2 separate regions of the Homo sapiens genome follow, and region 1 is linked to region 2. A link is an interaction called in ENCODE POLR2A ChIA-PET data of the cell type or tissue named here. Cell type or tissue: IMR-90. All regions are shown on one strand. Each heading gives the region's core, and the rest is flanking DNA. Links, peaks and the distances in the headings are about the cores only.

Region 1 (16,245 bases), core at 2,759-10,758, 81 kb before region 2:
GCTCTATTGCTCAGGCTGGAGTGCAGTGGCATTATTATAGCTCACTGTAGCCTGGAACTCCTGGGCTCAAGAGATCCTCGTGTCTTGGTCTCCCAAAGTGCTGGATTACAGGCGTGAGCCAGTGTGCCGCGCCACTTTTAACCTTTTAATGCTTGAGTTTGTTTTGTGCCACAAATATCACAATTTGCTCACATTTGCTTGAGCCACTGAGTACTTTTAAGGTTAAGAAGCTTGGGGAGTATCAGGTGCTGATTACAGAAAATGGGCACTACTTTCTAATCCTTGGAATTATAGACAAAGTTTTTTCATTGATCTATAATAGTTGTATATATTTATGGGGTATGTGTGATATTTTGTTACATGTATACAATGTGTAATTATCAAATCAGGGTAGTTGGGATATCCATTACTTCAAACATTTATATTTTGTGTTAGGAACATTACAATTCTACTCTTCTAGCTATTTTGAAATAAACGATAAGCTATTGTTAACTATAATTTCCCTACTATACTATGTAATACTAGAACTTATTCCTCCTAACTGTATTTTTGTGCCCATTAACCTACTTCTCTTCATCCCTCTGAATTTACAAACTTACTAAAATTCCACCTCAAATACCATGTCTGTTTATCTCATTTTACTTTATGACATTTACTTGAAAGAAGCTCACAGTGATGCTTTGGGTAATACATAAATAATAGTATTAAAAGGTAAGTGATAAAGTAAATAAAGGTAAGTGATAAAACAAATAACCTGTGTTCTCCTTTCCCTTTTCCTCATTTTATTTTCTTCTGTTATTTTCCCTCTTCCTTTTTATGTGATAGGCAAATCTGGACTAGAGAGCTGTCACAAACCCTCCATTATATTTTTAAATGTCATTCTCTTCATAGTATTTTTATAAGCACACTGAGTTTAACTTAAAGCATTTCCAGCATTTTCCTGCCCTTAAAGGTAACAAATACTGATCAAAACAAAAAATTATACATGTCTTGATATTTACCAATCATTACCTTAATGTATTATCTTTTCCCTTAAGGTTTGTTCCTTACTCATCTTTCTCATTTCTTAAGATCGAAATATCCAAACTTTGGCTGTAAAAACCATTTAATCTAACCTACAGCCAATGCATCAATCTAATTCATGACATCACCAAAATTTCCTAGGTCTTAAGTAACACAAATGGTTGAGAATCCATTACTCCAAGCAGCATCTACTTGGTCAAAAAATTCTTCCTTATATTACTTCAGGACCTTTTTATCCTCAAAAATATAGCTTTTCTAAGAGTCCCACACATAATACATAATATTCAATTTTGCTTAATTTAACCAAAATGTCAATAAACATTTATCAACAATTATATGCATACATACACTCTAAACTCTCCAAACAAAATCTTACAATAACCTGCTACATATGACACTAAAACTTCATCTGAAGGAGCAGATTGAAAACTACTAGTCTACAGATGAGTAAGAAACCAAGATAATTCCAGGTTTTGTCTTATTCCCATAGGAAAATATCTACAAGTCACATTATTATTTTTTTTCTGCCTATGCTAAGGTTAAATAGTGATGCACAGGATTTTAATACTCTGATTTATGAATAATGAAATTCCAGTCAACAGTACTAGTCTCAGTTTATATTCTAATCAAAATTTCACATACCTGGTCAGCTAACATAAGTACAGTTTTCATTGTGAACCTTCTTGAACAGAAATTGAAGAGGTCTTCGAGGCTAGGTCCCAGAAGATCCATGACTAGTACATTGTAGTCTTTTTCCTGACCATACCACCTAACGAAACAAAAGGAGAAGAGAGGATATTACAAAAAGCTATTACTTAATATCATCAACCCTAAGAATAATATAGTTTTCTTTCACTGACTAGGTATTATATAAGGCGAATGTTCCCCTACTCAGAAGACAAACCCACTAATTAACTACAAGGCCCAAAGACAAAACAAGGGTAATGAGACTTTTTTTTTTCCCTGTCATGCAACTCCATTCTCCTATATAGATAGGACATGCATAGTAGCCTTAACACTCCTGTTACCAGGGCAGCTGAATTTTATACCCACTGGCCACTGATTCCTATGGCCTTTACCAAATTCCTTAATCTCACCTGAATTTACTTTGTAACTGAAGAAATGAAGATGACTCTATCAGTCATTCCAAAATGTTTCAGAAAGCAAAGATTTCTTTTATCTGAACTTCGATTCCAGTTCCTACCAAATTGCATTTAATCAATAATTACTTGTCCTTATTCAAAAAGGAGTCACATTTTTCCTTGGCTTCAGATCACAGAAAATAACCCATATAACACAAGGTAATGACATTTATTTGCTTTTAACTGGAATCATGTTTTAATTATCCTGGGCTGTATTACTGTATACAATGTGTCCCTAATAAGAAGTATCAACTGCCAATTTCATTTATCCCAAGGACTGAAAATCACTGCAATAAATTATTTCAAATTTTGATGCCTATGATTCTGGTAAGAGTACTTTCCTTAAAATAAGCACTACCACTTTTCTTTCAAACTTTTCTAGATATTAAATTCTGCTAAGAAAATCAGGTGATACTTAAAATTTTGTTTAAAAAGTTATTTTAAAGCTTAAACTGCAGTCATTTCTTTGTTAACTCCAATAAGAACCAATCCCAAAATTTACCATATCTGGAAAGCTTATGTTTTAAAAATATTCAAAAGGGGAGAACAGGCTTTTCTTCCTTTCCCTTCCTTCCTCCTTATTTATCTATTTATTTATTTATTCATTTATTTTTAGACAAGGTCTCGCTCTGTTGCCAGGCTGGGGTGCAGTGGCAAATCACAACTCCTGCAGCCTTTGACCTTCTGGTCTCAAGCAATCCTCCTATTTCAGCTTCCCAAGTAGCTGGGACCACAGGCGTGCCATCATGCCCAGCTAAATTTTAAAAAAGTTTTTGGTAGAGACATGGTCTTTCAAATTTCTTGTAAAGGCAGAGTCTCCCTACGTTGCCCAGGCTAGTCTCTAACTTCTGGACTCAAGCGATCCTCCTGCCTCAGCCTCCCAAAGCACTGGGATTACAAGTTGAACCACTGTACCTCACCAGCTTTTTAAGAAAACTAAAATCTGTGTCAAAATTATAACAAGTATCAGTCAAGTAGGAAACTGTTTAGTGCCATTTCCTGCTTTGCTGATAAATGCCAATGATTCAAGAAAATCAATATTAAAACTAGAGTATGAGGATTTAATCTTTTAAGAATATTTTTCTAGAAAATGCAAAGATAACTATACAGATGTGCTACTCTTGTGGCTCTTCTTTAAGAAAAGAGTCTATTCTAACTAGTGGTCCTGGGCACCCATTAACCCTTGATGGCATCTACCAAAACTGCAGAAATTTCAGGCATAGCACCTGAGAAAGGGGGGGGAGCCTCAAATCAGTCAGCTTTAATTTCAGATCTATTCAGATAGGTCTCATAGTCAGGTATAATAAATATGCTCCCTAGAATCTTATGTTGAGAGTAAGAGATCCTAAGAGGATTATAAGCCAAAAAGTTCAGTTCCTTCCTACGACTTTTGCTTCAGTTGTTCTTGAGAACTACTTCCCAAACCTGACACATGGATAACTGCCAAGCACACAAAATCAAATCCATTTCCACATCCTCTTTGCAGAAAAAGATAACCCAGTAAGGGAAAAGTTCTGCTTAACTTTCTAGAGGTCTTGCCCACTAGGCTAGGAAACAAATGTGTCAACGTGACAGCAAAAGAGCCATTTTTTTTTTTTTGAGACACAGTCTCTTGCTCTGTCCGACAGGCTCGAGTGCAGTGGTGCGATCTTGGCTCACTGCAACCTCTGCCTCCCAGGTTCAAGTGCTTCTCATGCCTCAGCCTCCCAAGTAGCTGGGATTATAGGCGCCTGCCACCACGCCCAGCTAATTTTTGTATTTTTAGTAGTGACGGCGTTTCACAATGTTGGCCAGGCTGGTCTCGAATTCCTGACCTCAGCTGATCCACCTCTTGGCCTCCCAAAGTCCTGGGATTACAGGTTTGAGCCACCACACCCGGCCAGAAGAGCCAGTTTTGTCCTTATTGCTTAAAACAGCATACTAAAGCTGCTGTTATTTTCCCTCTTCCACTCTTTATTCTCCCTATGGGAATTCAACACCTTTCACATTCGCTGAAACATTTACTTGAAAGAAGCTCACAGTGATGCTTTGGGTAATACATAAATAACAGTATTAAAAGGTAAGTGATAAAGCAAATAAGCTGGGTTCTCCTTTCCCTTTTCCTCATTTTATTTTCTTTTGTTATTTTCCCTCTTCCTTTTTATGTGATAGGCAAATCTGGACTAGAGATCTGTCACGAACCTACCATTACAAACGTTCAACACTTGTTTAATATAAATATAATTTACCTAGGCTTTTAAGAAAACGAGAACACCAAATCCAGAAAGAGCTAAGGAAGTAAGAAGGCGCAAAAAGTCAAATAGGCAAAAGGGAAGGCATAAATCAACTCTTATTTATAAGACCAAGTCTCAGCTCTAGACAGGTTTCCACTGATGGCTCAGATGTAAAACTACAAAAAACAAGCAAATGTTATAACCATCCATCTAAGCCCAAACACAAACCTGAAATGTAAAAGGCACAAATTCAGACTTTATATTTTCATGCAATTAACATGATTTCATAAAGAAATCATCTGCAAAGTAAGCCTCTAACAAAATCACCTGCATGTAAGCCTCTAACTCCCTTAATAGTTAGAAACTGGGAAGAATTAGATGAATTGAGAAGCACACTTAAAACACACACACATTATTGGGCATTCTTCATCCTTGCTTAAATTTATGAACACAAGACATATTCACTATTCTCAAAGTCAGGAGGATTAAATACTTCCTTGAAAATAGCTAAAAAAAAATAAGCGTCTCAAAGGCATTTTACCTTGTGGAGCAACCATGCAGTTCTAAAACAGCTAGGACTTTCTTTTCTATGGACTGGTACTATAACTCCTTAAACCTAAGAGACAGGAGTTTACATCTTTCACACTTCCTTTGGTCTCAAGGAATATATAGCTTAATTCTCTAAAGCTAGAACGTCACACCCTCCATCTGTGCTCTTCCATCTGGACTAACTCATTCAGACATTATCACACACAGATTCAGAACCAGAAATGGTCTTCTGCTTATTCCAATCTTACTTATTCTTAGTTTCTACCTTCACCTCCATGCTTCCCACGTCTATTCTGAGAGCTTTTCTCTACCTTCAATCCCAACCTTAAAACCCAGATGCCAAAGAAATCTTCCTAATGTCACCTATCCCACATTGGTCTCCTATTTCCTAGAATTCCCAAAGCCATTAACTATTGCTTGTGTCCACAGTCTTAACCCCTTGACAATACTCATCTACTGTAACTTTGGTGTTTGTCTCTATACCTGGTAGGATAGAGCTTACAGCTTTATTTTTATTTGAATAGCCTTTTCACAGAACCTGAGTCATGAACAAGCACTAACCCGATTCTCTGAGGCCATTTAAGTTTATAGTCTGAAACACCAACACAAAAACCTCACTCATTTACTTTCTAGGCCTTCAAACTAGAAACACAGGTCTTACCTTTAGACATTTTTAAGTACAAGACGTGTTGCTACTAAGTGTACAGTGGTAAAGTGATGTGCATATTGCAGGTACTCAGGTAATTATGAGACTAAAAAAAGTATTCCAGTTGATTTGGACCTTATTCTTCCTAAGTTACGAAACATTAAAAAAAATCAAGTAATTTAATGGGTGAAAGTGAAAATAATAATTTTAAAAAGATAAAATGTTCGGGGATCTCATTTTCCATTTGTTTCAAATCTATACCTTTAGACTTCAGTGTTACCTAAAACTAGGCTGAAGAATGAGTTCATAATTTACACAACCATTATTACTTACTTACAGCATAAAAAAAGTATCTAAGGTCTGAAGATAATGCCAAGAGAAGGCAAGGTCTATCTCTCTGCTCTTATGTCCTTTCCTCTAAACGCATATCCAAATTAAATCCAATTTAAAAATTAAGACATACACAAAAAGCACAAATGTAAGACAATACATGCAAAAGTCAATGAGGCTGACAAAAAATGCTAACATGATTCACACAAAAGATCAATGAGAACTAAATCTGTCTAAAGAGGTATTAGGAAAATAGTCTGCTACCAGTCAGATCCTGAAGGATGAACAGTGTTTTGATAAGTAAGGCAGAAAAGGGCTTACCAGGCAGGGGCAAACCATTTTGGGGCATGGGCTGTCATAAAGGGAAGAGTCAAGGTGGCAGATAGATTGAAGCTGCAGTATAGGTTCTTCAGTGCAAGGCTTATGAGCTTTACATGCTGTAAATAATTGGGTGAACTATTACTACAGTTTGTGGCTGAGACATAATTAAAATCAGTAATTATTAGCCTTGGCATCAGTATACAATATGGAAATGGAGGACCAGGGGAAGGAATGACAATGACATGGTTACCAATTAGGAAGTGTTATACTATAGCCGGAGATTTCAAGCTAGGGGTTTGCTTTTTTCTGAAAAATGTCTTCATGAAAATGGGAGTATTTGAGAAAAAAAATACATATTTTTCATATAAAAATATTTAAGTATTACTATGAGACCCAGAATATTCCAGAATAAATCAGTGTAATTATTGTAATATGCACTTTACCCAAATATATGTTAGTTCCATCACCATGACCAGGACAAAATAACAGTAAAAAAAAAAATTTAATGTAGATCTTCCCCTTCAGACTATTAACTTAATTAGGGGCAATCATTATATTTGTCTTGTTCACAATCTGTATTCCCAGCATACACAAGAGATGCTCAAAACATTTGCTGAGTAAAATAATGAAAACTCATATTAGAAGCTGTAACAGTGTAGGGAGTGCTTGATTTGGCAGATAAGGAAAACAAAACAAGAAATGCAAAAACACTCCCTGCACTCCAAGTGAAGACATCAGGAAGCATCTATTTATCCCTAGTTCAAATAAGCCAAATAATTATAAAAGTTAAAAAGTCGTTTGCCAATCTTTCGGTTATTAATGTCAGAGTCTTCAGTGAACAACTAAAAAGTATCAACACTGAATCAGTGCTATAATATATCCAATTTTAATAGCACCTACAAGATATCCTGAAGATACTGTCTCTCAAACTTAGTCTCTTGCCAGCCCATCATTATCCAACCTTTATGCTCCTTTTTAATGGGAGCAGAAAAGGAATTTGGCCTAGCAAGATCTTGCTGAACCGTAAGAACTAACTCAAATTGTCTCTTTAGGATACTACTGCTAACAGTTCCAGCTACTCAGGCCAGGCGCGGTGGCTCACGCCTGTAATCCCAGCACTCTGGGAAGCCGAGGCGGGCGGATCATGAGGCCAGGAGTTCGAGACCAGTCTGACCAATATGGTGAAACCCCGTCTCTACTAAAAATACAAAAATTAGCTGGGCATGGTGGTGGGCGCCTATAGTCCCACCTACTCAGGAGGCTGAGACAGGAGAATTGCTTGAACCCAGGCAGCAGAGGTTGCCATGAGCTGAGATCTCGCCATTGCACTCCAGCCTGGATGACAAAGCGAGACTCTGTCTCAAAAAAAAAAAAAGAACACATAAACAAAAAAAAAAAGTTTCAGCTACTCTGTTCCCTTTTCTCTAAAATCCTTTCAATTTTCCTATACATTCATATTTGTATATGCCATTCTTAACAGCTATTTGCCATTCATTATACACAGATGTATTCTCAAAACCAGATACCTCTTCTCCCCATACATCTCTTCTCAGAATGTTTTAAATGCATAAAATACAAGGCATTATAAAGAAAATCAATTATAGCGAAATTGAACTAGCATAAAATTACTTCTAAACAATCAATTTTGGGGCCAGGCACAGTGGCTCATGCCTGTAATCCCAGCACTTTGGGAGGCCAAGGAGGGCGGATCACCTGAGGTCGGCAATTCGAGACCAGCCTAACCAACATGGAGAAATCCCATCTCTAATAAAAATACAAAATTAACATGCCTGTAATCCAGCTACTTGGAAGGCTGAGGCAGGAAAATTGCTTGAACCCGGGAGGCCGAGGTTGCAGTGAGCCGAGATCACGCTATTGCACTCCTGCCTGGGCAACAAGAACAAAACTCTGTCTCAAAAAAAAAAGAAAGAAAGAAAAGAAAAAGAAAAAAAATCAATTTTGAGCCAGGTGCAGTGGCTCAAGCCTGTAATCCCAGCACTTTGGGAGGCTGAGGTGGGTGGATCGCTGGAGGTCAGGAGTTCGAGACCAGCCTAGCCAACATGGCAAAACCCTGTCTCTACTAAAAATACAAAAAAAAAAAAAACAAAAAACAAAAAATTAGCCGCACATGGTGGTGGGGACCTGTAATCCCAGCTACTCAGGAGGCAGACGCTGCAGTGGGCCGAGCTTATGCCACTGCACTCAAGCCTGGGTGACAGCAAGACTCCATCTCAAAAAAAAAAAAAAGGAATTTGGGATATAGTAATATACATACTCTCCTTATTATTATTATTTTTTGAGACAGGATCTCACTGTGTCGCCCAGGCTGGAGTGCAATGGTGTGATCTTGGTTCACTACAGTCTCTGCCTCCCAGGTTCAAGAGATTCTCATGCCTCATCCACCTGTTGGGATTACAGGCATATGCGACCACTCCTGGCTGATTTTTGTATTTTTAGTAGAGACAGGGTTTCACCATGTTGGCCAGGCTGATTTTGAACTCCTGGCCTCACGTGATCCGCCTGCCTTGGCCTCCTAAAATGTTGGGATTACTGGTGTGAGCCACAGTGCCCAGCCCTACACTCTGCTTATTAATGCATTAAATATAGGAGCAGGTCTAATAAATGCTATAATTTTGATGTAGTAATGAGTGTAAACTATATTTTAAGATACCTGCAACAATAATGTGATATAAAATACCTGTGATTTCAGCCGGGCGGAGTGGCTCATGCTGAGATCATACTGTTGCACTCCAGCCTGGGCCACAGAGTGAGACTTAGTCTAAAAAAAAAAAAAATCTGCGATTTCTAGCTGGGTGCAGTGGCTCACACCTGCAATTCTAGCACTTTGGGAGGTCGAGGCAGATGGATCACCTGAGGTCAGGAGTTTGAGACCACTCTGGCCAACATGGTGAAACCCCATCTCTACTAAATATGCAAATATCAGCCGGGCGTGGCGTTGGGCGCCTGTAATCCCAGCTACTCAGGAGGCTAAGGAGAATCACTTGAACCTGGGAGGCAGGAGATGCAGTGAGCCAAGATCACGCCATTGCACTCCAGCCTGGCGGTAAGAGCAAAACTCCATCTACCCCCCACAAAAATCAGTGATTTCTATTGGTGACAAAGTCAAAGGTTCTGCTAAAACTCATGAGGTTTCCTACTTACACTTAAAATCAAAAAGAAATACTAGATTTGAGTGAGAAGCTCATGAAAATAAAAATGTAATTTTCCTTACCTGTCTAAATACATAGATCTCATGGGGGGTGGATATGGTTATGAACCAGGTTAAGAGCCCCTGTTCCAAACCAACTTTTGAGATAAATAGCCTGTAGAATAAGATCTAATATTTGAAAATCATGTATGTTTTGCTCAGCAATAACGTAGTCAACTAAGATGATTTGTTTTCCCTCTTCTTGCTGCCTTGTTACTACTAATCCTTTGCTTACAACATTACCCCCAAGATCCTTGAATTACCGTACATTTTCATATTCTCCACCTTTGTTCCTTGCCCTTTGCCTTCAAAGATATGTAGATGTTCCTTAACTCCAAAAATTATAAAAACAAACAAAAAAAACTTTACCACTGTTCATTATCAAAGTTACTATTCATTTATCCATTCAATATTTAGAGTAGCTAACAAGACAAAACAAAATAATTGCTGCTTTCGTGGCTTATAGTGGGGAAGGGTGATAAACACCATGATGAAGGAGAGAAGAGTGCTATTGTGGGGGCACAAATTATGGGGATCTGATCTTTTTTTTTAAGGGAGGCATCAGGGAAAGTTTCTCTGAGGAAGTAAGGTTGATTCTCAAAGGACAGATGGCAGAGACCCAGGTTAAGGGGTGGATTGGCACCAGGCTGAAGTCTGGTGCTCACAAGAAACTAAGTGACAGCATAGGTTGGTATAGTGTGTAAGATCACCTTATTTTCTTCTTCAGGTAATTTTTTGAAAACCTGGTTTATATTTGCATCTTACTCTCATTTTTTCTTGGTTCCCAGTAACATAGTTATTTTCCCCGTAATACCCAAAGTGTTATTTCAAAGATCACAAATAATTGAGCGGGGACGTAGTTGCAAAAAAAAAAAAAATCACAAATGACCTAACTTTTGTCAGCTCTTGTCATCACTGCTCCAACATTGATAGTGGTGGTATTGAGGGACAGCATGTGGAGAACTGGAAGGTCCAGGGAGATACAAATGTTAAAATACACTTTTTCATTGGGAAGTGGAAAATGTACTTATAGTCTTCATAACACAAATTACAAAAGCTTGATCAAATGTTTTCTAATAGGCAAATATATAAAAGCAGATTAGTAGTTGCCTAGGGCTGACGGGAAATGGAGTGACTGACAATGGGTTCAAGATTTATTTTTGGCATGAGGAAAATATTCTAAATTTGAATTATGGTAATGGTTGTACAACTTTGTACATATACTAAGAAACAAACTGTACAGCTTAAATAGGTTAACCTTTATGTGGGTAAATTATATCAATAAAGCTGATGAAGAACTGGTAGATGACAAGTGTAATATAAAGGCAACCATAAATACAAAATACAGGAATAAGCAATTTACTTAGAAGATAAAAAAGAAGGCTTCTGGCCAGGCGCGGTGGCTCACACCTGTAATCCCAGCACCTTGGGAGGCCAAGGCAGGCGAATCACAAGGTCAAGAGAGATCGAGACCATCCTGGCCAACATGGTGAAACCCCGTCTCTACTAAAAACACAAAAATTAGCTGGGCGTGGTGGCGCACGCCTGTAGTCCCAGCTACTCTCGGGAGGCTGAGGCAGAAGAATTGCTTGAACCCGGGAGGCGGGGGTTGCAGTGAGCTGAGATGGCGCCATTGCACTCCAGCCTGGCGACAGAGCGAGACTCTGTCTCAAAAAAAAAAAAAAAAAAAAAAAAAAGAAGGCTTCCTAAAAATGTTAGCACCTGGGCTAAATTTTGAAAGATGCCTGGATTATTGTATTAGCTTCTTAAATATTCTCCTAGTTCCAGTTACCCCTCTATGGTTTTACTGTGTCATTTCTCTGTTATAAAAACTAAAGGAGCCATGCGATAGCTCACACCTGTAATCCCAACACTTTGGGAGGTCAAGATGGGAGGATCACTTGAGCTCAGGTGGTTCGAGATTAGCCTAGGCCAACAAAGACCCCGGTCTCTCTATGAAAAATAAAAAATTAGCCAGGCGTGGTGGCATGCGCCTGTACTCCCCAGGAAGCTGAGGCAGGAGGATCACTTGAGCCTCGGCTGTTGAGGCTAGCCACTGTACTCCATCCTGGGTGACACTGAGACCTTGTCTCCCAAAAAAAAAAAAAAAAAAGCCCCTTACCTACTAAAAAAGCAAGAGTTTCATATATCAAAAAATTCCTAAATATGGCCTCTGCTTATCCTTTCAATTCTATATACTTAACTCCCTCTTCGGATTATCCTCAGACCCAATCATTGAGTCAAGTTACTTTACTGAGCACCTGTTGGGTACTGAGCTCTAACACAGCCAAACCCCAAACGCTTTAAGTCTCATTTCTTTCCTACTTCTTGGATACACATTACCTCTTCCTAAAAACTTACTTTCTTTATTCAACAGCCCATTATCCTGACTCTCCTCCTGCTTTATTAATTCCGAATTTCCACCAAGGGGATGAGTCCTCACCTCTCAATTTACTTTCTCCACTATCACTTACATGCTGATCTTGCTTAGATCTAACCCCAATCCCAGTTCCCTGGCCTAGGCTCAGTTCTGTATTTGCTGCTAACTTTACTACACAAGAGTAAAACACAATATGCCATTCACCTTAATTTCAACATGTCCAAAGCCATTACCACCCACCATACTTGTAAAATACTAAAATTGGGCCCCCTTCCTAACTCCCTAATTCAAACCTCAAATTCTTAAGGCTCAAGTGACTTACCTCCACTCCTTAAAAAGGGATAACATGTACATTAAAAAGTTTCAGAAAGAAAAAAAGAAATCAAACACACTCCTATAAAATATCTCCTAATACACTATTAAGAGACCAAATGGCTTTCTTTTTGTTTGTTTCTTTGTTTTTGTTTTGAAATGGAGTCTCACTGTTGCCCAGACTGGAATGCACTGGCACAATCTCGGCTCACTGCAACCTCTCTGCCTCCCAGATTCAAGCGATTCTCCTGCCTCAGCCTCCTGAGTAGCTGGGATTACAGGCACATGCTGCCACACTCAGCTAATTTTTCTGTGTGTTTTGAGTAGAGACAGGGTTTTGCCATGTTGGGGGGACTGGTCTCAAACTCCTGACCTCAAGTGATCCACCCGCCTCAGCCTCCCAACGTGCTGAGATTACAGGGGTGAGCTACCACACCCAGCCACCAAATGGCTTTCTTTCTTTTTTTGAGACAGAGTTTTGCTCTCGTTGCCCAGGCTGGAATACAATGGCATGATCTCAGCTCACCACAATCTCTGCCTTCTGGGTTCAAGTGATTCTCCTGCCTCAGCCTCCTGAGTAGCTGGTATCACAGGCACGCGCCACCACGCCTGACTAATTTTGTATTTTTAGTAGATATGGGGTTTCTCCATGTTGGTCAGGCTGGTCTGGAACAACCAACCTCAGGTGATTCGCCCACCTCGGCCTCCCAAAGTGCTAGGATTACAGGAGTGAGCCACCGTGCCCAGCCTCAAATGGTTTTCTTTAGGGTAATTTTTGCACTATAAGTTAGCACTTGTATTACAGACAATGTTTCTGTATGAAGATACTAAGAGAACAAATAACTGGATGAAGGGAACACTTCCCCCTACTTTGCATTAATTAATTTGCTTAGAAAATCCTCTTTAAATGGATAGAGCTAAGTATTCTAGATAAGAAACTGTAGACAAAAACGATACAAAAAGGCAAAATTAAATTATCTTCATTAGTGGAGAAAATGAATACAAAAAGAAAACAATGAACATTCCAAAGTTTGATATGTTTGTTTTACGTAGCAAATACAGAAGAAAGGACACAATGCCTGGGCTGCAAACATACAGCAAAGGGGAAAAGGAAAATGGAAGAAGCAACACAAGCTACCAGAAAGGAATGATACAACCTCAAAGAAAGAAAAGATGGCTATTCAAATACATGAATAGCTATCAAGTCTGTGCAACCCTGAATAATACAGCACTAAGTAATATTCATAAAAGTAAGTCCTTCAGTGACCAGACCATTAAAAAGTAGTCCAGTAAATCTGCAGTTAGGTTTAAGAATGGGAAGCTGGCTAAGTTGACAGTATATGTAACATAGTACCAAGAATACTGGACCAGCAGCCAGAAACATAGGTTCTAGTCCTGGCTTGTTATTTTCTTGCTCTGTGACTCTGTGTAAGTGATTTCTGCTCACTGGTCAAAGATTCTTAATATAACCCTATTTATTTATCAAAAGGTGTTGTGGTAATTATGAGAGTTTATGTAAAAGCACTTGATAAATTACAAAGCATTACATAAATAAGGGATTATTATTCTTATTACAAAAAGCAGTCGCCTGGCCAGGTGCAGTGGCTCACACCTGTAATCCCAGTACTTTGGGAGGCTGAGGCAGGTGGATCACTTGAGGTCAGGAGTTTGAGACCAGCCTGGCCAACATGGTGAAACCCCATCTCTACTAAAAATACAAAAATTAGCCGGGTGCAGTAGTGGGCGCCTGTAATCCCAGCTACTCAGGGAGCTGAGGCAGGAGAATCGCTTGAACCCAGGAGGCAGAGGTTGCAGTGAGCCGAGATCGTGCCACTGTACTCCAGCCTGAGCGACAGAGTGAGACTCCATCTCTAGTGAAAAACAAACAAAAAACAGTTGACCAACAATGATAAAATGCCAACAACCAAGACAATACCATTTCCTACAACAGCCATAGCACTCAGCAAAATTCACTAACTACCCTCAACAGCTTGATACAATGGAGTGCCAAAACCTCAGCACAGAATTTCTCAGTGTGGTTCTCTGGTCTTTAGTAGAAATTCCTTGTGGTAATTACATTAAAAACAAACAAAACAAAACAAAGAAAAAAAATAACTCTTGGTCCCCACTCCAGAATTGGTCAAACAAAAATCTGATGGTAGAGCAGTGTAACCTGAATTTTTTACAAACTCTATAAGTGGTAATTATTTATACACAGCTGAGGTTGGAAAAATGCTGACTTAGAAGGATACACATGAATAGTCTTAACGGGGTCCTACTGTTGCAATTAACTAAGGCAATCTCTAAATGTTTCAGGGTACTGTTTGGGGCTCATCTCAATATGCTACCCTCTTAAGTAAACATTTATGTCCTCACATAGTTTGAGATTTAGACATCCTTCCTAATTTTCAGCAGGAGACAAATTCACAATTACATGCCAGGCTCACAGCAGATGCTCAAAAAGAATGCAAGCCTCACAAAATCATTGTCTGTTCAATGAAGTGTGCCCAGTTTTTTTTTTTTTTTTTTTTTTTTTGAGACGGAGTTTCGCTCTTGTTGCCCGGGCTGGAGTGCAATGGCGCGATCCTGGCTCACTGCAACCTCCGCCTCCCAGGTTCAAGCGATTCTCCTGCCTCAGCCTCCCTAGTAGCTGGGATTACAGGCATGTGCCACCACGCCCAGCTAATTTTGTATTTTTAGTAGAGACGGGGTTTCTCCATGTTGGTCAGGCTGGTCTCGAACTCCCGACCTCAGGTGATCCGCCCGCCTCGGCCACCCAATGTGCTGGGATTACAGGCATGAGCCACCGCGCCCGGCTGTCCAGTTTCTTAAACTGTGACTGGCACAGGGTAGGTACCCTCAGGTGAATGTCAACTGAATGAAAGAAATGGTTGTTCTCTTCAACGTACTGTACAAGGTGTTGTATGTTAAATTCACCAAGAGAGTCTCAAACTATCAGAGCTCTCGTTTGAAGAATAGAAGCTAACAACACTCACTTCTCTAAGAGGGATAAAAAATAATATTATGGAGGTTCAAAAATGGGAACACTAGGATTTCTGTAAGTACAGCTTGGTGGTAATAATTTCAATCAAGGGCAAACAGCCAAACACAAAACCAAACTCAACCTAACAGTGAATGGCTGGGCACAGCGGCTCACATCTGTAATCCCAGCACTTTGGGAGGCCAAGGCAGCTGGATCACTTGAGACCAGGAGTTCGAGACCAGCCTGGCCAACAAGGAGAAACCCCGTCTCTACTAAAAATACAAAATTAGCCGAGTGTGATGGCGCATGCCTGTAATCCCAGCTACTCAGGAGGCTGAGGCAGGAGGATCACTTGAACCCAGGAGGCGGATGTTGCGGTGAGCCGAGATTGTGCCATTGCACTCCAGCTTGGGCAACAAGAGCGAAACTCCGTCTCAAAAAAAAAAAAAGAAAAAGAAAAAATTAAATGTATATAGATATATAATAAAAGTAGAATTTCATTATTGTACTTGGCACAATAAGAAACACAAGATACCTCTATGAGTAAGACAGTTCTCTCCTTCAAGGAGTTTCTAGAATGCATTATTGTAGGAATGCATCTGAAACATGTGAAGAGGTAAATGGTTTCATACATCGATTTTAGACACTTTCCAGAAATCAAAGCATTTGATTACATGGGATTATATGTACTTTCTGGTACTTTCCAGTATCATGATGCCTATTACAGGATTTCCTGAATTAATTCTAAGAGGAAATATATAAATTAAGAACACAGCCTTACAGCCTGAGCAACACAGTGAGACTCTATTTCTAAAAAATAAAAATAAAAATTAGCCAAGTATGGTGGTGTATGCCTGTAGTCTCAGCTACTTAGAAGGCTGAGATAGGAGGATCACTGGAGCCCAGGAGTTCAAGGCTGCAGTAAGCTATGATTGAGCCACTATACTCCAGGCCTAGGCGGCCGAGCAAGAACCCAACTCTTAAAAAAAAAAAAAAGAAAGAAAAGAGTATAGCCTTATTAGGTTGTAATTCTAGGAAAAGATGGGGGTTGATGGGGGTGAGTAGCAAAGCAAAAATTATTGTTATTAATTATTAATATACTATATTTTGGGGATTAATAACAATTATTAATTGTTAC
Region 2 (16,245 bases), core at 4,001-12,000:
CCTGGCCTAAATACGCAAACAAATCTTAAAAACCTACTTTCTGAGTGTTTACAAAACGCTAAGCACTGTTCTTATGTACATATATTAATTCACTTCATCTCAAAATAACCCTGAAATGTAGATACCATTATCTCATTTTACAGTTGAGGAATCTTTGGCACAGAGAGAGGCAATAACCTGCTTAGTCACGCAGCTAGGGGCAGAGCCAGGATTTGAATGCAGGTAGTTGGCCCTGAGAGTCAGAGCTCTTAACTGCTACACTGAATTGCTTCTGCATGGTAGAAGGTGAGACTTAAAGCCTGTATACTGTGTGTTTATCATTCCTCTGAAAATATAGTTCTTTAGTAAAATAGCAATGTGAGTTACTATTCCCTACAAATGATAAAGGAATGCAAAATTAAAGAACAAGATTTTAAAAAGCACCTGTAGGCCAGCCATGGTGACTCATCCCTATAATCCCAGCACTTTGGGAAGCTAAGGTGGGCAAATCACCTGAGGTCAAGAGTTCGAGATCACCCAGGCCAACATGGTGAAACCCCGTCTCTACTAAAAATACAAAAATTAGCCAGATGTGGTGGCACACACTTGTAATCCCAGCTATGCAGGAGTCTGAGGCACGAGAATCGCTTGAACCCGGGAGGCGGAGGTTGCAGGGAGCTGAGATCGTGCCAGTGTACTCCAGCCTGGGTGACAGAGTGAGACTCTGTCTCAAAAATAAAAAAAATTTAAAAAGTACCTATAGATGTTCTCACAGGTACTTCTCTTTTATCATTTGATCATTATTTTGGTTAATAATTAACACTTATTTGAATGGAAATTGATATAGCCTCAGGCTGAAAACATTCTAAGGGTCTAAGGACTTTGAGCTCGGGCTCTTCTATAGCTACATGTTTGAGGTTTGGTGAGGTTCCTTGTAAAGGTCTTCATTTCTCAGTCTGCCTTTGTGCTGGAGCCACAGAGCCAAAATGTTACTTCGTCTCCTGATCACACCTGGTGATAGGTCCATGGACTGCCCTCACTGCTTCACTGTAGGGTTTCCAGTTAAAATATGGGATGATCAGTTAAATTTGTATTTCAGATAAACAATGAATAATTTTTTAGTATAAGTATATCCCAAATGTTGCATGGGACTTACTTACGCTAAAAAATTATTCATTGTTTATCTAAAATTCAAATTTAACAGAGCATCCTGTATTCCTCTCTCCCCTGCAACTTTGGCAGTCCTGTTCCCTGGCCTTTACAGAGTCTGCAGAAAATATCCTCCTCATCCCTTGTCTCTTGTGGTTGCCAAAAAGAGGCCCAAATAACCCACATGGCTTTTCTTCTCCTCAGTGCAACTGTGTGCCAGGCCAGGCTGCTCTGGCTCTTGCCTGCTGTCTCTCTATTCCCCTTCTAGCCCCTAGGCCTTGCTATGCAAGGAGAGCCCTTTTCCCAGTAAGGCAGCAACACCATTTTTTTTTTTTTTTTTTTTTTTTGAGACAGAATCTCTCTCTGTCGCCCAGGCTGGAGTACAGTGGTGCAATCTTAGCTCACTGCAACCTCTGCCTCCTGGGTTCAAGCGATTCTCATGTCTCAGCCTGCCAGGTAGCTGGGATTACAGGCGTGCGCCACCACGCCCGGCTAATTTTTGTATTTTTAGTAGAGACTGGGTTTCGCCATGTTGGCCAGGCTGGTTGCAAACTCTTGGCCCAGCAACAGCATTTTGAAAGATTTTTGGGAGACTGGGCATGGTGGCTCACGCCTGTAATCCCAGCACTTTGGGAGGCTGAGGCAGATAGATCACCTGAGGTCAGGAGTTCGAGACCAGCTTGGCCAACATAGTGAAACCCCACCTCTACTAAAAATACAAAAATTAGTCGGGCGTGTTGGTGGGTGCCTGTAATCTCAGCTACTTGGGAGGCTGTGGCAGGAGAATTGCTTGAACCCAGGAGGTGGAGGTGGCAGTGAGCCGAGATTGTGCCACTGCACTGCAGCCTGGGCAACAGAGCAAGACTGCATCTCAAAAAAAAAAAAAAAGAAAAGAAAAAAAGAAATATAACGTTAGCTGCAAATTTTTTAAATTTTCAAGTAGCTACATTAAGAAAATTAAAGAAGCAACTGGAATTAATTTTAATGATATCTTTTATTTAACTCAATAGATCCAAAATAATATTTTAACATGTAATCAGTATAAACATTCATCATTCATTACTTTTGTTTTGTATGAAGTCTTTGAAATCCAGTATCTTTTACACTGACAGCACATCGCATTTGGGGTTCATCATATTTCAAGTGCCCAATAGCCACGTGTGGCTGGTGACTACTGTATTTGAGCATTGAAGGTCTAGGTTACCGCAGGAGCTTTGGAATCTGACTAACAAGTCCCTGCCACCCACAAGCTCTTTCCTTTCTGAGTCCCAGTTACTGCCACCTTAAAATGATCATGAAAATAGTATCCATCTCTGTGCCAACAATGATGCCAAGTACTTAACCTGAAGGAGCTCTTTGAGTTCTCATAACATCGTTACTTGTTGATTATTATTAATAACCTCCATTTTACCAAAAACGTCTCTGAGGCTCAGAGAGGCTAAGTAACATTCCCAAGGTCACACAGCTTGACCAGGCAGAGTTAGTATTTGAACCCAGCTCTTCTAGAGCCCTAGGTCTTGACCATGCTGCCTCCCTTTCTCTCCTTTCCAACTAATCCCAGCTAGAGATGAGTATCCCCTTTTATGCTAGGAATAAATTGTTTGCTAATCTGTGACTGGAGAAGGACAAGCAGGGAGGAAACAAGCCTTTCCTTTGGTGTAATTGCCATTCTTGCCTCTTTGGACCACTCTGTTCTGTGGGAGTTCACTTTCCTCCATCCTTTAGTTACTGAAACACCCTTGCCTCTGGCCACACTGGTATGACACAGTTTCCTTGGCATGTCTGTCTCATTTCTGAGGACACACCCATGTTGAGGAGACTGTGGGAACCGGCCTAGGTTTCACGGCCACACCCAAGCTATCTCTTAGCCAGGCCGTCTCTGCAGTTGGCTGATCTCTCTCTCACACAGCTTCTTCCTGGCTGCAGTTTCGGGTGGTCATGTTCTGTCTGGCTCTAGGGGCTTCTCCTGGGAGTTCTTGCTAGGCATCAGCTGAACCAACACCGGGAAAGGGTAGGCCCTGGGACTGCGATCTCCCCATGGGGATCTTTGCTGAGAACTGGACCATGCACCTCTGGCCACCAGCTGATGTGTCCCAACACAGACCTTGTCTGGGTCACAGGTCTAGCCCATGGCTTTGGCAGGCAGTAGGGTCAGCTGGGCTTCCTGTGGTCCCTGGTTCCCCACCTGCCTTCTTGTGGTTAATATATTTTTCTTCACCCTCACCACTTCCTCTCAAGTCCGTCCACCCTCTGTAGGTAACTAATCTCATTAGTTTCTGATTTGAAAGTATGGAACGCTTCGCAAATTTGCATGTCATTTTTGCAGAGGCGCCATGCTAATCTCTATATTGTTCCAACTTTAGCGTATATGATGCTAAAATTGAGCACCAGTGTGATCCTTTTAAGCAGAAATCAGATCATGTCACCGTTGCTCAAAGGCCTCCAGTTGCTTCCTGCAACCATCAGAATAAAACCTGAATCCCTTACTGCACTCCACTTACTTTAAGACCCTACATGATCTGGCTTCTGTTTCCTGCTTATTTCCTCTACTTTATTTTTATTTTTTAATTAATTGATTTTTTGAGACAGTCTTGCTCTGTCGCCCAGGCTGGAGTGCAGTGGTGCAATCTCAGCTCACTGCTACCTCTGCCTCCAGGGTTCAAGCAGTTCTCCTGCCTCAGCCTCCTGAGGCACCTGCCACCACTCCTGGCTAATTTTTGTATTTTTTTAGTAGAGACGGGGTTTCGCTATGTTGGCCAGGCTGGTCTCAAACTCCTGGCCTCAAGTGATCCACCCGCCTTGGCCTCCCAGAATGCTGGGATTTCAGGCATGAGCCATAGCACCCAACCTGTTTTATTTTTTGACACCATCCACCTGGAGATTTATTTCCTCTACTTTATGCCCTTGTTCACCTACTCCAGCCACACTTGCCTTCTTGCTGTTGCCCTTGTGGCCAGCACTGTCCTGCCTCAGGGCCTCTGCAGGTGTCCTTCCCTAATACTTGGTGCTGCTCTTCCCTTGCTTGTTCCCAGGACTAGTTACCTCTGCCTCTCTGGTAGACATTCACATCTTGCGAAAGGCCTTCCCCAAGTACATCCCCCACCATTTTCTAACTCTTTATTTGGCTCCGTTTTAATTCATGGCACTTATCATATGTGTATTGTCTCACGCATCCATGTGAAGAGACCACCAAACAGGATTTGTGTGAGCAACAAGGCTCTTTATTTCACCTGGGTGCAGGCGGGCTGAGTCCGAAAAAGGAGTCAGCAAAGGGTGGTGGGATTATCATTGGTTCTTACAGGTTTTGGGATAGGCGGTGGAGTTAAGAGCAATGTTTTGGGGGCAGGGGGTGGATCTCACAAAGTACATTCTCAACGGTGGGGAGAATTATAAAGAAACTTCTTTTTTTTTTTTTTTTTTTTTTTTTGAGATGGAGTCTTGCTCTGTCACCCAGGCTGGAGTGAGTGCAGTGGCACGATCTCAGCTTACTGCAAGCTCCGCCTCCTGGGTTCACGCCATTCTCCTGCCTCAGCCTCCCGAGTAGCTGGGACTACAGGTGCCCGCCACCATGCCTGGCAAATTTTTTTTGTATTTTTAGTAGAGACGGGATTTCATTGTGTTAGCCAGGATGGTCTCAATCTCCTGATCTTGTGATCCACCCATCTGGGCCTCCCACAGTGCTGGGATTACAGGCATGAGCCACCGGGCCCGGCCTAAAGAAACCTCTTAAGGATGGGGGAGATTATAAAAAACATTGATCAGTTAGGGTGGGGCAGAAACAAATCACAATGGTGGAATGTCATCAGTTAAGCTATTTTCACTTCTGTGGATCTTCAGTTGCTTCAGGCCATCTGGATGTATACGTGCAGGTCACTGGGGATATGATGGCTTAGCTTGTGCTCAGAGGCCTGACATATATAATAAATATATTACATATGTAATATGACATATATAATAAATATATTACATATGTAATATGACATATGAGGATGGCGATTAAAAATAACAAATATGCAAACAAATTTTTTTTTTTTTGAGATGGTGTCTTGCTCTGTTGTGCAGGCTGGAGTGCAGTGGCGCGATCTCAGCTCACTGCAACCTCCGCCTCCCAGGTTCAAGCAATTCTCCTCCCTCAGCCTCCCAAGAGTAGCTGGGACTACAAGGGCACACCATCACACCCGGCTAATTTTTGTATTTTTAGTAAAGGCAGGGTTTTACCATGTTAGCCAGGCTGGTCTGGAACTCCTGACCTCGTGATCCACCCGTCTTGGCCTGCAAAGTGCTGGGATTATAGGCGTGACCCACCACACCCGGCAGTAAGTACTGTTTCTATTTGCATTCCATAGATGAGAAAATAGAGAGCTAGAGGAGTGAAACACTTGCCTCAGGTTACACAACTGGGGAAGGGTTGCTGGAGATCTGTCCCTAGTTCCCTGGAATCCAAGCTCACACTGTAACCAGTTGTGTTATGCTGTAGCATGTCTTTGTAAATTGGGGATTTGTTGTGCTTGCCACACATTTTATCTTTAATTATAAAGATAAAATGAGTGGCCAGGAGTGGTGGCTCACAGCTGTAATCCCAGCACTTTGGGAGGCCGAGGTGGGTGGGTCACCTGAGGTCAGGAATTCAAGACCAGCCTGGCCAACATGGTGAAACCCCATCTCCACTAAACATACAAAAATTAGCCAGGCATGGTAGCATGAGCCTGTAATCCCAGCTACTCAGGAGGCTGAGGCAGAGAATGGCATGAACCTGGGAGGCAGAGGTTGCAGTGAGTAGAGATTGCGCCACCACACTCCAGCCTGGGGGACAAGAGCAAGACTCTATCTCAAAAGAAACAAAAAAACAAAAAAACAAGCTAATGGTTGAGTGTATTTTGTGTACTATAAAGCACTGTCCAAATGTGAGCATTATTAATATTCCTGGTATGACTATAGCTACCATTTAGTAAGTGCTCACAGTTTCCTAGCCTAAGATGTATATCATTCTGTCACTCAATCCTCAGAACAACCTTGTGAAAAGATGAAAAAAACAGAAAGTCAGGAAGATGAGGTCATTTGCCCATGGTGACATGCTGGTAAACCCAGCAATCTCACTGGAGAGCTGGAGGGGTTTACTTACTGCCTCCCTGTTCCAAGCTAGGGGACACACAGACATGCCCTTGACGACCCCTTGTTGCGTCTTCACTCTCAGGTAACATATTTCTGGAATTCCAAGAGGAGTTGGAGCAAGTCTATAAGGTCTACTGTGCCAGCTACGACCAGGCCTTGCTACTGGTGGACACGTACCGGAAGGAGCCGGAGCTGCAGCGGCACATCCAGGGCATCGTTGAGGCGGTGGTGTGAGTAGAACGGCCAGTGAGCACTCGCTCCTACCCCACTGACCCGGTTCAGGAGCAGCTATGGTCTCACCCCTTTTTCATGCCATTCGTGCTGCTTCACGAGTGTTGCTCTGTCAGAGCCTGTGTTAGTCAGGATAGGGCAGGCTGTGCCACAGAGACAAACAGCTCCCACATCTCAGTGGTTTCAAACAACAAAGGTTTATGTCTTCCTTATGCTCCACTGAAGGCTGACTTGGGGTTCTGCTCTTTGTCATCCTCACTTCGGCACCCAAACTCACAGCAGCCACTGTCTGGAATATTGCCAGTAACTGTGGCTTAAGTAAAAAGAGCTCTGGAGAGTCTAATGCTGGCAATTGAATGCTGTGGGCCAGAAATAATATTAATCACTTCTCGTAATTCATTGGCCAGGACTAATCATAGCTTCATTCAACAGCCAGGAGGCAGGGCATGCCATCCTACCACATGTCCAGGGTTGGAGAAGCGGAAACGTTTGGGAACAGTGCTCATGAGAAGCACAGGAAAGGGCAGTGAGATGGTGGGACCCATGTGTTCCCATAGTGATAAGAAGCAGGTGTGTATCACCTGAGGCTCCCTCTCTACCGGTGGCTGAAGTCCTGCCACATGGAAAAGGGAGAGTATCACCAGTCCGTGGTGGACTCATAGCTTAGAATTAGCACCAATGGGTAGAAGCCTCAGGTAGAAAAATGTAGAGAATATGTATTCGAATTTAAATTTTCGAATGGGTAACGTGATTATAAGATTAAAAAACTTTAAAACATCAAAATTTTTACAGTAAAAAATATCTGGCTGGCTGTATTTTTTACAGTAAAAAATATCTACAGTGCTGGGACAACAGGCGTGAGCCACCATGCCAGGCCTAAAGTCTCCTTTTCAAGAACCCGTGTCCTAGCCCCTCTCTGCTCCCAAAAAAACTGTATTCATTTTCCCTTTTTATTCATCCTTCATGGGTCTTACAAACAGGCTTCTGCAAGAGTCACAAAATATATTTCTACAGTTTACAGATATAAAGGGAAGCAAGGTGCCAGAGATGAGATAAAAGGGAGAAGTGGAGGCTGCGCACACTAGAGACAACAGACCCTGTGTAGCGTGCAGCTGCAGGACAGCCTTAGCTAATTGCTGCTATCAAGTGGCTTTTGCTAGATAACAAATCACCCCCAAAATGTAGTGGCTTGAAACAAACATTTATTTAGCTCATACTTCTGCATATTAGCAATTTAGGTGTACTCAGTAAATGTTCTCCTGGAATCATTAGCACCCTCAAATATCTGCAGTCACCTGCAGGTCAGCTTTGCTGATCCTGGCTGGGTTTTTTCATGTATCTGGGACACATGAGCTGCCTCACCTGTGGTCCTATGGTCTCTCCTCTTCCCGCCTGCTAGCTTATTCACATCATGGTCTCATGGTTCTAAGGGCTGTGGGGAGGGCTTGGCATCTAGAGGTCTTAGCTGGGAACTGGCACATTGTCATTCAAATGAAGTCCTAAGGCCAGCCCATACTCAAGGGGTGGGGAAATAAACTGCATTTCTTGGTAGCAGGAGCTTCATAGTGACAAAGGCTTGTAGAGATTGGGGGAGGAATAATAGCAGTGATGTTTTTGCAAACCATCTGCCTCAGCTGCCATGTAGAAATGAGGGTCTGTTGTGGCCAGAGCCTCTGCTTTTTTAAGAGACGCCAGAAACTTAGATGTAACATCTCTCAAGAGTTCAGTGCTGGCATCTAGCTCAGACATTTAATAAACACTGTGTGTGGGAGCCCTAGTTTGCTCAGAGGCTGCTGTTTATTACATCCTCTGCACTTTGGTCTTTCCTAGCCAGGCCAGCTGGGCTTTGCTCATGGGCTCTGTAGCCGAGCTCCATGGTGGTGGATGTGGCTTGGCCCCTGGCCATGAGAGAGCCATCTTATGTCTCAGGATCTAGTTTCCTTATGTGTAAGGTGGGAGGAATAACAGCCCCGCATGGGGCATTGATTCATTGCACACGAGTGACACTCAATGAATCTCACGTATTATAGTTATCTCGGCTAGGCAGGGATTCTATTTTCTCTGAGACCACACTGTAGTTCTCAATTTTATCAGTGCCATGCTCCCTTGTTATAACAAATATTACATACATTTACTATCCTAAGACATATCCTGAAATATATGTATAAATAAATATATCTCTTCTACCTATATATGTAACTGAAAAAAATCAGTATAATGGCTTCACTAAGAAAGGAGAAATAAAAGGAAAATAATTTCCAATAAAATGCTATATAGTTTAGTGTGCATATGCTTGGACACCACTACTAAAAGATATAAGGAAGCCATCAGATGCTTGCAGCTACTTGTAATAAATAAGTTTGGATTTAAAGAAAGAGATATCTGAAGCTGTTCTGTACAAAAAGTACAGAAAAATGAAAGGGCACAGAATGTGTTTACCCTAGAATAGCAACTGACAGTGACAATAAACCTGACTTTCTCTTTTTTTTGAGATGGAGTCTCGCTCTGTCGCCCAGGCTGGAGTGCAGTGGCGCGATCTCGGCCCACTGCAACCTCCGTCTCCCGGGTTCACGCCATTCTCCTGCCTCAGCCTCCCGAGTAGCTGGGACTACAGGCGCCGGCCACCACGCCCGGCTAATTTTTTGTATTTTTAGTAGAGATGGGGTTTCACCGTGTTAGCCAGGATGGTCTCCATCTCCTGACCTCGTGATCCGCCCACCTCGGCCTCCCAGAGTGCTGGGATTACAGGCGTGAGCCATGGCGCCTGGCCTAAACCTGACTTTCTTATTTATGATAAGAGAAAGAAGGAAATAACACCGTTGAAATTGGGATTTATAAAAGATAGTGTCATAGTAATTCCCAGTATTATGATATATGACTGGATAGAGTCCAAGTGTGACAAACATATTTAGGTTCTTAGAAGTGTAACACATTTCGAGGCCTTTGTTCAGTTTCTGAATGTTCAGGGGGACATATGAGACATGGAACAATTCTCTGTAGTTCAGGACTGTCCTTGCAAGACATCCAGTGTACCTGGTCCTGTCCCTGCCCGTTAAATGCCTGCGGCATTACTTTCCAGAGCCTGGCCAATAATAATCACCACGCCAGCCATAACTAGTTCTTTCTCAGTCTGCTATGATAGATGGCACCAGGTTATTAGATTCCTTGGGATTCCAAAATGCACGCTGACCCCACCCTTTATTTGGGTAGGATGTTCATTCTGTCTTTTAAGGCAACTCTTCCCATCTGAGAGCCAAGGGAATAAAAAAACTCACCTTTGCAGTGGGCAGGAAGCTCTGCCCTAGGTAGGACTGTCCTAATGGTAGAGCTGTCAGGGTGGAAAAGGCGGCCTTGCAGAGGTGGGCCCGTCCAGCACAAAGCACTGCAATTCCAGAATGATGGCTGAGGCAGCAGAGTTTGGAGAAGGCAGATAACCTTCTTTGTTTTCCTTTATCAGCTAGGTGTGTTTGTTTTAAATATAAAAGCAACATATGCTTATTGAACAAAAGGAAAGTTCCAATAACACAAGTATATAAAGTAAAAAGTAAAAATCCATTCCACTAGTAATGTTTTCCATCCAAATTTTCTACTGTATATTTATAGATAGAGAGACACATAGATGGACAGACAGATAGATGGTTAGATAGATAGAATTTTTTTTTTTTTTTGAGACGGAGTTTTGCTCTGTCACTCAGGCTGGAGTGCAGTGGTGCAATCTCAGCTCACTGCAACCTCTGCCTCCGGGGTTCAAGCGATTCTCCTTCCTCAGCCTCCCGAGTAGCTGGGACTACAGGAGTGCGCCACCACGCCCGGCTAATTTTTGTATTTTTAGTACAGACAGGGTTTCACCATGTTGGCCAGGATCGTCTTGATTTCTTGACCTCGTGATCTGCCAGTCTTGACCTCCCAAAGTGCTGGGATTACAGGCGTGAGCCACGGCGCCCGTCTGATAGAATTTTTATGAGGCTGCTTCTATACATGCTGTTCTAGAACTTACATTTATGCTTAACCATAGTAATGAATATCTTTTCAGGACAGCATGGATATTGATATTTCTACAGTGTTTTCTTTTTTTTTTTTTTTTTGAGACAAGGTCTCACTCTGTCACCCAGGCTGGAGTACAGTGGTGTAATCTCAGCTCACTGCAGCCTTGACCTCCCAGGCTCAGGGGATCCTCCTACCTCAGCCTCCTGAGTAGTTTGGACTACAGGTGTGTGCCACCACACCTGACTCATTTTTTGTATTTTTGTAGAGACAGGGTTTCTCTATGTTGCCCAGGCTGGTCTCCAACTCCTGGACTCAAGAAATCTGCCCACCTTGGCTTCCCAAAGGGCTAGGATTACAAGCATGAGCCACTGCGCCCAGCACAGTGTTTTTTTTAATGGCTGCAGAGTTTCTTTCCTGGACTGTTCTTAGACTATGGTTTATTGGCCATTCCTCTATTGAAGCATATTTGGGTTGTTTCCAATTATTTACTAACTCAAATAGAGTCACTGAACAACTTGTACCTTTATCTTTGCTCACTTGGGTTTGGATTTTTGTGGGTATATTTCTAGGATGGGATTGATGGAAGAAAGGGTTTGTACCCTTTACAAATTGCCAAACTCCTCTGCCTCTCCAAGATCTTGCCAGTTGATACTCCCACCAAGAGAATGTACAAAGACCTGTTTTTCCACACTCACCCAGCTCTGTGTATCATCTTTCAATTTCTGTTGCCTATCTGAAAAGCTGCATAAAAAAGTATTGTCCAAATTACCTTAGAAAGTCTGTAAATGTGAGCGGATGCCCTCATTCTTTGGTAATTCCTTCATGATTGTAAGGAAAGTACGCGGTCATCTCTTCCAGGACCCCTTGCTCTCTAATTTGTGAGGCGATAGTTGTCCCCAGGAGACACTTGGCTCTTTCCCATGGAAAGGAAGTCCAGAGGATGGAGTCTTGCAAATACCTGGCAGTGGTTTCCACCTCCCCTGCCCACAGTCAGCCAAGCCCCAGGACACCCTTGGTGAGAGCAGATGACCAGCGTAGGCGTCTCCTGATGGGTAATCCTGCCCCCTGCAGCTTCTGAGGGGCTCCCACCTGCTCTGCCTATTCTTAGCTTCATGGCTGATCTTTCCTGGACATTTGGTCTGGAGATTTTCCTAAGGAAGGAGAGCCAGAGGCACGAGTATCATCAGGGAGGGCCCAGAGAAAGTTCCTGAGCAGCATTGGTTGAGTCTTCAAGGAGAAGGCACACTTAGATGGCTGAGATTTGAAACCTTTGTGGCTTTCTCCAATCTGGGCCTAGGGGCTACTGGTCATAATCAAGAAAAGACTGTGGAGCCCCTTCCCGGATGCTATTGACTTGGGGACTCTGGATGAAATTCCAGACATCCTTAAGAAGGAGACTATAACTAGTCATCCATGCATCAGTGGTGTATCTGGAAGGGACCTTGGCACCATTAGTTCCAGAGTTTTTTTTGTTTTCACTTTTTTTAAAAAGATGAGGTCTTGCTTTGTTGCCCAGGCTGGAGTACAGTGGCATGATCATAGCTCAGTGTATCCTCGTACTCCTGGGCTTAAGCAATCCTCCTGCCTTAGCCTCCTGAGTAGCCACCACCATGCCTAGTTAATTTTTTTTTTTTTTTGAAGCAGAGGTCATGCTATGTTGCCCAGGCTGGTCTTGAACTCCTGGCCTCAAGCAATCATTTTTTTTAACTTTTTTTCATAAAAAGTTTCAAAACTATAGAAAAATACTATAATGTGATAGATACATACCCACCACCTAAAATTAACAAGTGTTAACATTTTGCTGTTTGCTTTATCTATTTTTATGCTAATTTGAAGGAAATTATAGATATTATGACTTTTTACCCCTAAATACTTTAAATAAATCTCTAAAAATTAAGTTCCCGTGATTTTAAGAACATTTTTTTTGGTCGGGTGTGGTGGCTCACACCTGTAATTCCAGCACTTTGGGAGGCCGAGGCGGGCAAATCACAAGGTCAAGAGATTGAGACCATCCTGGCCAACATGGTGAAACCCCGTCTCTACTAAAAATAAAAAAAAATCAGCTGGGCGTGGTGGTGTGCACCTGTAATCCCAGCTACTCGGGAGGCTGAGGCAGGAGAACCACTTGAACCTGGGAGGCAGAGGTTGCAGTGAGCCGAGATCGCACCACTGCACTCCAGCCTGGTGACAGAGTGAGACTCTGTCTCAAAAAACAAAACAAAACAAAAAAACACGAACATTTCTTTAAGGCAGCAGACCATTCTATTAAATAAGATATCATGTGGATACACAACACAGAGTTGAGCTGCGCTCGGGACATATCTGAGCAGAGATGTCAAGGATCTAGTTGTATGTGTCAGTCTGGAGCTCTGGAACAGAAGTTGGAAGTGGAGATCTGGGCTTGGGATGTGTTTAAAGCCATAGGACCAAATGAGGTCACTAAGAGAAAGTGGAGAGAGAGGGAGGAGAGGACACCCAGGGCACTCCGGCATTGGAGAGAGGCCAGCAGAGGAGGCTGAGAGAGCTGCTTGCAGAGTATGAGGAGAAGCAGGACAGAGGGTGTCTCTGGAGCCAAAAGAAGAAAGTGTTTCAAGAGCAAGGGTGTAGTCAGTCGTGTCTGCTGTGGAGAGGCCGAGCAAGCTGAGGGCAGAGAGCTTGAACATTGGATTTGGGACAGATGGGAAACCAAGGCCCAGAACCGTCACTGCCTGCCTAACATCTAGAACTCACAAGTTACAGATGAGGAACTGGAGGATCGCAGAGAGGGGGTGACTTGCCTGAGATCACACAGTGAGCTAAATGGTAGAGTGAGGACTACAGCCCAGGCCCCCTGGTCCTCCAGAGGGTGGGATTTACCTGCCTAATACCAGCCTTCTCCCTCAGGCCGCAAGCTGGATCTTCAGGCCTCAGTTTCTTGCTGGTAATTCCTCTGCAGAGGATCACCAGGTACCCACTGCTGCTGCAGAAAATCCTGGAGAACACAGTCCCTGATGCCAGTGCCTATCCTGTCCTTCAGAGGGCTGTCTCTGCCCTCCAGGACGTGAACACCAATATCAATGAGTACAAGATGCGCAAGGAAGTGGGTAAGGACTTGGGCATTTAAGGGGACACATTAGTAGGAATGCTTCCAGTTACAGAAAATTTATCTAAAATCTGCTTCACCAGTAAAGAGAATGTAGTGGCTTATGTAACTATAAATCCAGAGGTAATGCAAGCTTTAGGTAGGGTTCGATCAGGGTGCTGGCTCCAGTTCCCTGTAACTCCCTTGTCTCTGCTCTTTACTCTGTATCAGCTTCATCTTCAGGCTGGCTTGCCTCATAATAGTAAGTTGTGGCTGTTCCAAGACTCACAGCTGCACACCACACTTACCCGGGTAAGGCAGGGTTTTTTCCCCCTTAGCCACAAAAATTAAGTCAAAGTTTCTCTTTGATAGGACCCACCTGGGTCATGTGCTTACCTTGAACTAATCACCAAAGTTAGGGCATCATGAACTGATTGGCTTAGGTCTGGGTTATGTGCCCTTCTTTGAATTAATCACTGTTGCCAGGGGTTTGGAATTATATAAATTGGCTTGTATCAGTCAGCAATCCACCCCTTGAGCTAAAGTGAGATCAATCTCATCCAAACCACATGACTGCCACACTGTGGAGGAGAAATCAATAGTGGGGAGGTAAAGAGCTGTGCATATATCTGGGGAGCCTGCCTCTCAGGTTATTAAAACAGAAAGGTTTGGAAAACGAAACAGTGTCTCAAGTTAAGAGAAACTCAATTACATGACTGAGACAACATAAAAATGGCAATTCAGCTAATGTTTACTAAGGGCTAGCTGTGCCATGCTTTTTCCTTCATTGTCATATTTGGTCTTTGCACTAACCCTCTGAGGTTGGCCCTGTTAGCCCCATTTCACAGTCAGGTAAAATGAGAGCATGCATCACTTGCTTCCTGTCGCAGAACTGGTAAGGGACAGAGCCAGGTTTCAAACTCAGGCCTGGAGTCTTCACCACCATGCTATACTATATTTAGCAGCTTTGGATTTCCTCCCCACCTGCTTCTCCATCCTACGACAGATCAGTAGGAAGCACTGAGTCAGGACCGGGAAGCGTGGCTCCCAGCTGGCCTGGCTCAAAGTGGCTGAGGGACCCCAGGCAAATCTCTCCTCCATGGGTTCTTCTTTAGGAAGTTCATTCAGACCCTCTGTCTTAGGTGACTCTCCCAGCAATCCTGCGAGGTGGCTGGTCCCATTTTACAGATGAGGAAACTGAGGCCCCAAGGAGTGGTGACTTCCCAAAGTCAAGCAGGCAGGAAGCTCTTCAGCCAGGGCTCACACCTCAGACAGAGGACCCTATGCTTTTCCTGTGTGACTCACTAACCTCATGAATGTGACCCTGATGGAGCAGAGGGCCCAAGCAGGTGCCCAGCCGGGCATGTCCGTGACATCCACTTTCCTGAGTTGGCTTGATCACCGTGCTTCCCCTCTTCTCTGTCGTTGCAGCCTCCAAGTACACCAAGGTAGAGCAGCTGACCCTCCGGGAGCGGCTGGCCCGCATCAACACACACACCCTCTCCAAGAAGACCACCCGGCTGAGCCAGCTGCTGAAGCAGGAGGCGGGGCTGATCCCCAGGGTGAGCGTGCGCCTGGGAGGAAGAGTCACATCCAGCCACCCCCAAGGCCAGGCCCTGCACAGTGGGTAGACAGGGGACTTAGGCTCCTTTCAGAACTGAGGCAATGGAGGCTGAGAGATTGAGGTGCTGGGAAGAGGCAGAGGTGGCACCCCACTTGATTCTGAAGAGCCAGTGGAGGGGTTTCTCCAGTGTCTTGGGCCACTCTCTTTGGGGCCTATTTACACAGATAGGAGAGCTGGTCTCTGGGTTTGGGCAAAGGACCAGCCCTAAATAGCTACTTCTAGCAGCACAGGTTGGTGGAGTGCCTGCTCTGAAACCAAGCATGCTCACACAATGAAATAAGTGTTCCCACTATCCCCATGAGAAAACAGAAACTCCGAGAGGGTAAAACCCTTGTCCAGAGTCACACGGCTAGGAAGCCAATGAACTGGGGCTCATGCTTGTGTATCCGATTCCATGCTCTGAATGTAAAACCACTGAGCTACACCACCCTCTCAGCTTTGGGGTTGCGAGAACCAGCTCTGGTGGGCGAGTCTGTGGAAAGGTTGTCCCAGTGAGGACCTGGAACACTGAAGCCGGTGTACACTGCCCCCATGTGGATATTCTCAACCCTCACACACATTACTTTCAGACAGAAGACAAGGAATTTGATGATTTAGAAGAGAGGTTCCAGTGGGTGTCTCTGTGTGTGACTGAGCTGAAGAACAACGTGGCTGCTTACCTGGACAATCTGCAGGTGAGGACACTGCAGGGTTCATAAAGGGCGAGTCTGGGCTGGGTTCCCCTGGCAGGAGGCTTGCAGGGCCCAGCCTACAAGCTGGGAAAGGCACCAGCCTCAGAAACCAACCAGATGAGGTCATCCTGTCTCATCTCTTCTGGAGAATGCTGGCCAGCACTCCTCAGCCCCAGGCCATTATACTGGGGGCAGCTCCGAGCCCATTGGAGTTCCTACCACATAGGGCCAAAATTCACTGGAAGCAGAGCCCCGCAGAGCAACTCTGCCAGACCAGCACCTAGAGCAGGGGAGACAAACAGGTGCCTAAAGGGGCCAGGCAGGTAATGCTACTGAGTGAAGTGTGCAGGTAACAGGCAATCCAATGCAATAGGAGCCTAGTGTCTAACAGGCTGTTTATGAGACTTTTCAGTGAACTTAAATATAAAATA

The links. ChIA-PET counts read pairs that join two places held together with the same protein. Peaks named below come from ENCODE experiments on the same cell type or tissue, not always from the same donor. Only the 100,000 strongest peaks of a DNase experiment are listed, where the experiment ranks them.
Region 1: POLR2A ChIA-PET joins it to region 2 with 13 read pairs; 7 of 35 experiments call an interaction of 5 or more read pairs at or near these places.

The regions. Positions count from the first base shown.
Region 1 is chr5:149,523,380-149,539,624 of GRCh38, forward strand. CSNK1A1 (casein kinase 1 alpha 1) reads right to left here. Exons shown (of 10, transcript NM_001892.6): 3 at 1,666-1,792. Among named protein-coding and RNA genes, the nearest start is that of CSNK1A1, 20 kb to the right of the region's middle. RefSeq lists an enhancer at 93-262. In IMR-90, for the core only: no CTCF peak of the experiment used is centred there; no DNase peak of the experiment used is centred there.
Region 2 is chr5:149,603,226-149,619,470 of GRCh38, forward strand. It overlaps ARHGEF37 (Rho guanine nucleotide exchange factor 37), which reads left to right. Exons shown (of 13, transcript NM_001001669.3): 4 at 6,323-6,470; 5 at 13,342-13,541; 6 at 14,951-15,081; 7 at 15,713-15,817. It also overlaps the pseudogene RNU6-588P. Among named protein-coding and RNA genes, the nearest start is that of ARHGEF37, 30 kb to the left of the region's middle. RefSeq lists enhancers at 3,029-3,168, 8,101-8,395, 13,664-13,733, 14,604-14,733, 14,864-15,133 and a silencer at 12,687-12,887. In IMR-90, for the core only: no CTCF peak of the experiment used is centred there; a DNase peak (open chromatin) is centred at 8,336; H3K27ac peaks cover 329 bases.